Regions from separate parts of the Homo sapiens genome. Here region 2 is linked to region 1. A link is a loop called in an ENCODE intact Hi-C map of the cell type or tissue named here. Cell type or tissue: transverse colon. All regions are shown on one strand. Links, peaks and the distances in the headings refer to the core of each region. The heading gives the core; the rest is flanking DNA. Region 1 overlaps MAML3 (mastermind like transcriptional coactivator 3). Region 2 has its middle 100 kb from the start of MAML3.

The links. A loop is a pair of places that touch in the nucleus more often than their neighbours do. Peaks named below come from ENCODE experiments on the same cell type or tissue, not always from the same donor. Only the 100,000 strongest peaks of a DNase experiment are listed, where the experiment ranks them.
Region 2: a loop joins it to region 1, with 5 times the contacts of the local background. A loop is called at or near these places in 51 of 110 quality-filtered maps.

Annotation. Positions count from the first base shown.
Region 1 is chr4:140,065,757-140,068,675 of GRCh38, forward strand. All of the region lies in intron 1 of MAML3 (mastermind like transcriptional coactivator 3), which reads right to left. Among named protein-coding and RNA genes, the nearest start is that of MAML3-AS1, 61 kb to the right of the region's middle. In transverse colon, for the core only: no CTCF peak of the experiment used is centred there; no DNase peak of the experiment used is centred there.
Region 2 is chr4:140,256,152-140,259,070 of GRCh38, forward strand. It overlaps a transcript of SCOC not described here. Among named protein-coding and RNA genes, the nearest start is that of MAML3, 100 kb to the left of the region's middle. In transverse colon, for the core only: no CTCF peak of the experiment used is centred there; no DNase peak of the experiment used is centred there; H3K27ac peaks cover 1,877 bases.

The DNA of each region.
Region 1 (2,919 bases), core at 263-2,762:
ACCAATTGAATCCATGTGAGATTATTCTCATCATAAAAAGGGTTTTCCTCTGCCCAGCCCACCTCACCACCACGATTCCCAGCACCTCCATCAAACAGGAAGGTCCATAAGGAAACATACCACAGCACCGCTCCTGGCATGAAGAGGCTGCTCAATAAATATCTGCTCCATGCATAAATGACATCCTAACTTTACAAAAGGATTTACTCAAAGTTTTCCTCATTTGTAAGAGCTTACACAGACCTCTGATATGTGCAACTGGTGTGCACACTGTTACTGGTGACTGACCCACACACAATTTTCAGAAACACATCCATGTGTCCACTAACCAGACCAAAAAAGATGTGTGAAAATAAGTGAATCAGACATATGAAACTTCCCAGATTAGACCTTTGCTTTTCAAAACTGGTGTGTATGAGAAGTGAATGAATTTGAGCAGCAAACAGACCTGAGTATGAATCACAACTTTGTTATCAAACAGGACTGATAATCACTCTAGCCTTGGCTTTCTAACAATGAAGGTGGGGATAATGCCTTTGAAGTTGCTGTCAGGAGTAACTACATCATTAAGTAGCTAACATAGTGCCTTATTGCATAGAAGACATGGAATAAAGGCCAGCTCCTGATATGTGCAACAGGTTCCCTGGATAACGTTGGCATCGCTCTACTTGCTGTTCTTGACAGAGGTTTTAGAAAGCACCATTCTGACACTTAAAACCCAGAGTGCTCCCTAATGAAGTACAGACTTCTCAGGCCACACAAGTCAGCTTGCCCAATTTGACATGTATGTGGAAAGATGTGCCCTAGGAATTAATCTCAGAGCAGGGAATTCCAATTTAGTTCAGAATACAAGGATATCCACAAAAACAGGAGCAGGAAAAAAAATCGTATTGCTGAAAAATGACTCTATTTCCTGCAAGGTCACCAGAGGCAGGGAATATACACAGCACAGGAGGCCTGTGTGGACCTGGCCTAGAATAGCCAAACACTTGTCAGGCAGTGCCAGGACTGCCCCAGATCTACCTATCCCACCAACTGCTGCTTCCTTTCTGGGAGAACCCATCCAATTTAAGTCTCAATTAGTATCAGTTTGAACCTAATATCTGCACATCTGTGTTGAGAGATGAACTGCAAATCTTTTAGTGCCAATTTTTCAGATACAGAATGAAAGGGATTTTATACCACACAGGCTATTTTTAATCTCAAAGGTTTCCAATCTTTTATGTAAATGGGTTAGGGCCAGCATGACTTCTACGAGCAACCGCAACAATAATGTTCATCTATGAATCCCTGAATAATACATTTTGGCATGCCTTTTCTCCAATATTAAAGCTTTCTGGAATATTTTCACTAGTCTGGAAGCAGGAAGAAGAACTCAGGATAGTAATCAATGAAGTCACTAAATGATTCAGCCCTAGTGGGCCATTCAGAACAAATTTTAGGGGTGTGTGTGTGTGTGTGTGTGTGTGAGTGAGAGAAAGAAACAGAGAGAGAATAAGAAAGAAGAGACATAGAAAAACATCTAAGACTCTCAGAAAGGATTTAATTTACTCTACTGCTCAGGGATATGACTTGAGCCCAGTTATCAAAATGGCCAAGAGTTTGCAAATCTGTCACACAGATTCTAGAGAAGTGCTTGGGATAGCCAACAAGGTTAGGGAGGGAGACAGCATACGTATTATTTACAATAAAACTTGCTAACAATGTCTATATGTAGTTAAATTGTCATGTCCTAGGATATAAACATAATTAAGGTGGGGAGGGGTATGGTTGATAGAATTAAGTTCCTAAAACAGCAGAGTTTTCTGTATTGTCTCAATATTTAAAAAGCATACTCAATGGCCAAGATTAGGCAGCTAATTCTATTTGTGATAATAAATATAACATAAGTCTGAATTTCTTCCCACATTTAAAGCTTTCAAACATTTAAAATGTATATTTCAGGTAATACATAAATGTCAATCTTAATCTTTTTTTTTTTTTTTTTTTTGAGATGGAGCTTCACTCCTGTTGCCCAGGCTGGCTGGAGTGCAACAGCACGATCTCTGCTCACTGCAACCTCCGCCTTCCAGGTTCCAGCAATTCTCCTGCCTCAGCTTCCCAAGTAGCTGGGATTATAGGCATATGCCACCACGCCCGGCTAATTTTGTACTTTTAGTAGAGACAAAGTTTCACCACTGCCCAGACTGGTCTCGAACTCCTGACTTCAGGTGATCCACCTGCCTTGGCCTCCCAAAGTGCTGGAATTATAGACGTGAGCCACCGCACCTGGCAATCTTAACCTTTCTTAATCTGCTTTTTGTGAACAGAAAGGCCTTTTCTGACTTAGCCTTGGAAACCTTGGAAGTCACACAGCATCACTCCCACGTATTTTCTTGGTCCAAGTGGTCACGAGCCCACCCAGATGCAAGGAGACATAGACCTCACCTCTCAATGGGAAGAGTGTCAACTAGTTTTGGTGCCATGTTTTGCAACTGCCGCAGTGGCTTTATTAATCTTTGCATTCTCTATAATCTTTGCAGATACTTTACTCTCCCATCAACCTGAGCACACACAGGCTTTGTACACAGTAAATGCTTTGGAAAGCATATCATGAATTATTTTCTCAAGGGGAAGGTACAGTATGATCACTAACTTGAAGGCACTCACAAAGGAATTTTCAAAGACATGTAGTGGGTGTGAGTGCTTAAACAAGGGTCTCTCTCTACCTAGGCACTTTTCAGACTGATTGAGTCATTTCTTAAATTTGCAAGAGAATGCAAACAAGCACTGTTCTGGAAAGAGAACTCTACCAGGAGCTCACTCTCCCAGTGTTAGAATGAAACGAATATGGATTTAAATCCTAACCCGGTCACTTCCAAGCTGGACTTTAAAATATATTACTTTACCTCTCTAAAATCTGTTTTCTCATTTTTAAAA
Region 2 (2,919 bases), core at 203-2,702, 190 kb after region 1:
AGAAATGACTGATGTCACCAAAACATGAGCAAATCTTAGAACCCTAATTTCCCAATAGTTGTTGTCCTGTCCCACCAAAACCAAAAGTTGGGCATGGTGGCTCACACCTGTAATCTTAGAGTGTGGGAAGGCCAAGGCAAGAGTATCACTTGAGGCCAGGAGTTTGAGACCAGCCTGGGCAAAATAATGAGACCCCCATTTCTACAAATAAGTAAATTAATTAAAAGCCCAAGCCTGCTATCACATTTCTCCAGGGGTCAGAGCTGGAGTTTACCTCCTGCTCAAGACACTGGCTGCTGGGTCAGAGGAGATTCGGACACATCACCTGGTTTAACCCCAGGACTCTATGTGACCTTCATCCCAGCCCTGACTCAGCAGCCTGCCCTGTGACTAACTTCCTGTGACTGGGCTTTCAGATGTTGATGTTGATGATGTCCCTGCCAGGATAACCGGTCCAGATTGGCCAGCTGTGAGAATAATTCAAGTGGGTTTCAGGTAAATCACTTTCTGATCACCAATCTCTTTCTCTTTGATAAAATATCCTGTGTCTCTTGGGGCCAGGTTGGTGGCACTAACTCACTGGATGCTTATGTTTATGAGGCTTTTAGGGGTAGTTAGATGAACCTTGCCAGTTCTCCTGTCCTGGCTGCCCTCTCTTGTTTCAGATTTTGTGATGGACTGGAACACTTAGACCCAGAATCTGACACCAAAGCCTGATGAAACATGGGGCAGTGCCTGGCCACCGAACCTGCCCCCAGAGCAGGTGGCTAGAGGCAGGAAATAAAGAGGATGCTGGTAGGTGTTGCACCTTAGGCAACAGAGTGTGCTCTCTCTGCCTAAAGCCACCTGCCCTATACCCATCCCAGATGGGGGCTTGGTCAGTGGGGCCTCCTCCACCTCCCCTCCCCAGACTCTACCATCTTTACTGGGGACTTTGGCCCCAGTAAATTCTTGCAACATATGAAATGCCCAGTGGAAATGCAAAATAATCACGTCATCTTTCACACATTTATGGTATGTTGGCAATGTTTCTAATAGCCACTAAGGGACAAGAGTTTATCTTTCTATCTTACATCTCATAAATCTCTTCCTTTTTTTCATCCCTAGTGTAAATTGTGCTTAGACCAATAACACATTTAAAATTATAGAGCTTTTCATCACTACGGAGATGCTCTTGCCTATGATAGGAACGATGGCTACATCTGAAGCTGAGCAAATTTATCTTTTCTCTTCGTCTGCATCAGGGTGACCTCTGGAAGGTAAGTGAAAGATTTTCACTTAGCTGGGCACAGGCTTTGTTCAAGGCATCTGCTTGTAAGAGCCAGTATTTAAGGGGGAGGTTTGGGCCTAGGGGAGAGCCTGGCAATCTGTGTCTCTGTTCTTCTTCAGAGTTTCTTTTTCAGACTCCAAACTGAGGGCGAGTCATCTGAGCTCTCTCACGGCGGTGAGGAGCCTGGGTTGTGTAAATATAGGTCAGTTATTTAACCTGTCTCTGCCTCAGTCTTCTTTGGGGATAATAATAGCTCTCATAAGTTCATTGTGAAGATTGAAAGCATAGAATGTGTGAAGAGCTCAGCACAGTGCCTAGTGCATAATAAGCACTTTTAAGTGCCAGCCAGCATCATGATCATGACTGTTTCTATCCTCCCGTTTCCATGTGGCAGCCTTTTGCTTTGCCAGGTCCCTAGAACTGCTGGAGGAATCCATACACCAGAGATGTCGCTGCACTTCTGGCTACAGTGCCATGACTCTTCATATCAGTCTCTGCCTCTTGGGCAAGGAACAAGCACAGGCGGAATTGGTGACAAGCTGGCAGAAACTCCAATCCCAGGCATGAGTGGGGTCCTCAGACAGTTCTTGCCTCTTCTTTCCACTGCTGACTGCTGTTCCTCACATAGGTCGTCCGGCTGCTCCCACTCTCAGCCTGCCACACCTGCACAGCATAGTGGACTGTTGCCAGAGCAGTCTGCGGAGGTGCTCTTTCCACCCTCCGCCAAGCACTTGAGCTCCATTGAGTCTTTCTGCCCACACAGCTCTAGAGGGCCCAGACCCAGGGTGGAAATAACCCCCATTTTCTGGCTGTGATGAGATGTTTATTAGGTAGTTATTTCTCCCCAGATTTTACCCATATCAAATTGGAGAATTCATCTTGTCCCCTTTTCCAGAAGTACAACCTCATCTACCATTTTCTGCAGTGTTCCTTGGTTCTCCTTGAGGCCAGCTTCTGTTTCCAAATGTATAGGAGACATCTCTATTCCTATCTCCGTCAAACACTGGATTTTTTTGATTAAGGGTTACCCTAAGACATTTTCTACCCTCCTCCAGATAAGACACACTCCATGTAATTAGGCCGTCCTTAACCAAAGCACTTGCCCTTCTCTCTGGGATGGGAGGTGAATGCCATGCCAATCTCTCTCTCCTCTGACCTCACCACTTAAAGTTCCTTATTTACCAGAGATTCATTCATTGTAGAAGCTGAAGAAGCGCTTTAGATTGTGTCTGAGTTGGAGCACAGTGAATCTTCCTCCAGGGCTTCAGGGTCTGCTTTCTCTTCTCTTTCTGAGTTGTTGAGTAAGCCCCAAGAATAGCTTGCATTTTCTTCCCTTAGGAACCAAATCCAGTGTAGAAACTATAGTTCCATTTTTTGAAATGATGGCGTATCATATGTGCTGACATTTCTTCCTTATCATGGTTCTCCCACCATGTATCTATCTATCAATTGATCTATCATCCATGAATGGCTTCTTGCTGGCTACACACTTACCTCTGAGCCAGAGTATTTTCACTAAAAAGCAGATGTGCCAAGATATGACTTACCGCTGAACAATGGCCTGGTTTTCACCAGATTCTGTTTGCTCTCAACAAGTGGAATTGGACGTCTCTTTCATAGCAGCATTTAATACAGAAATGCCTAGAAAT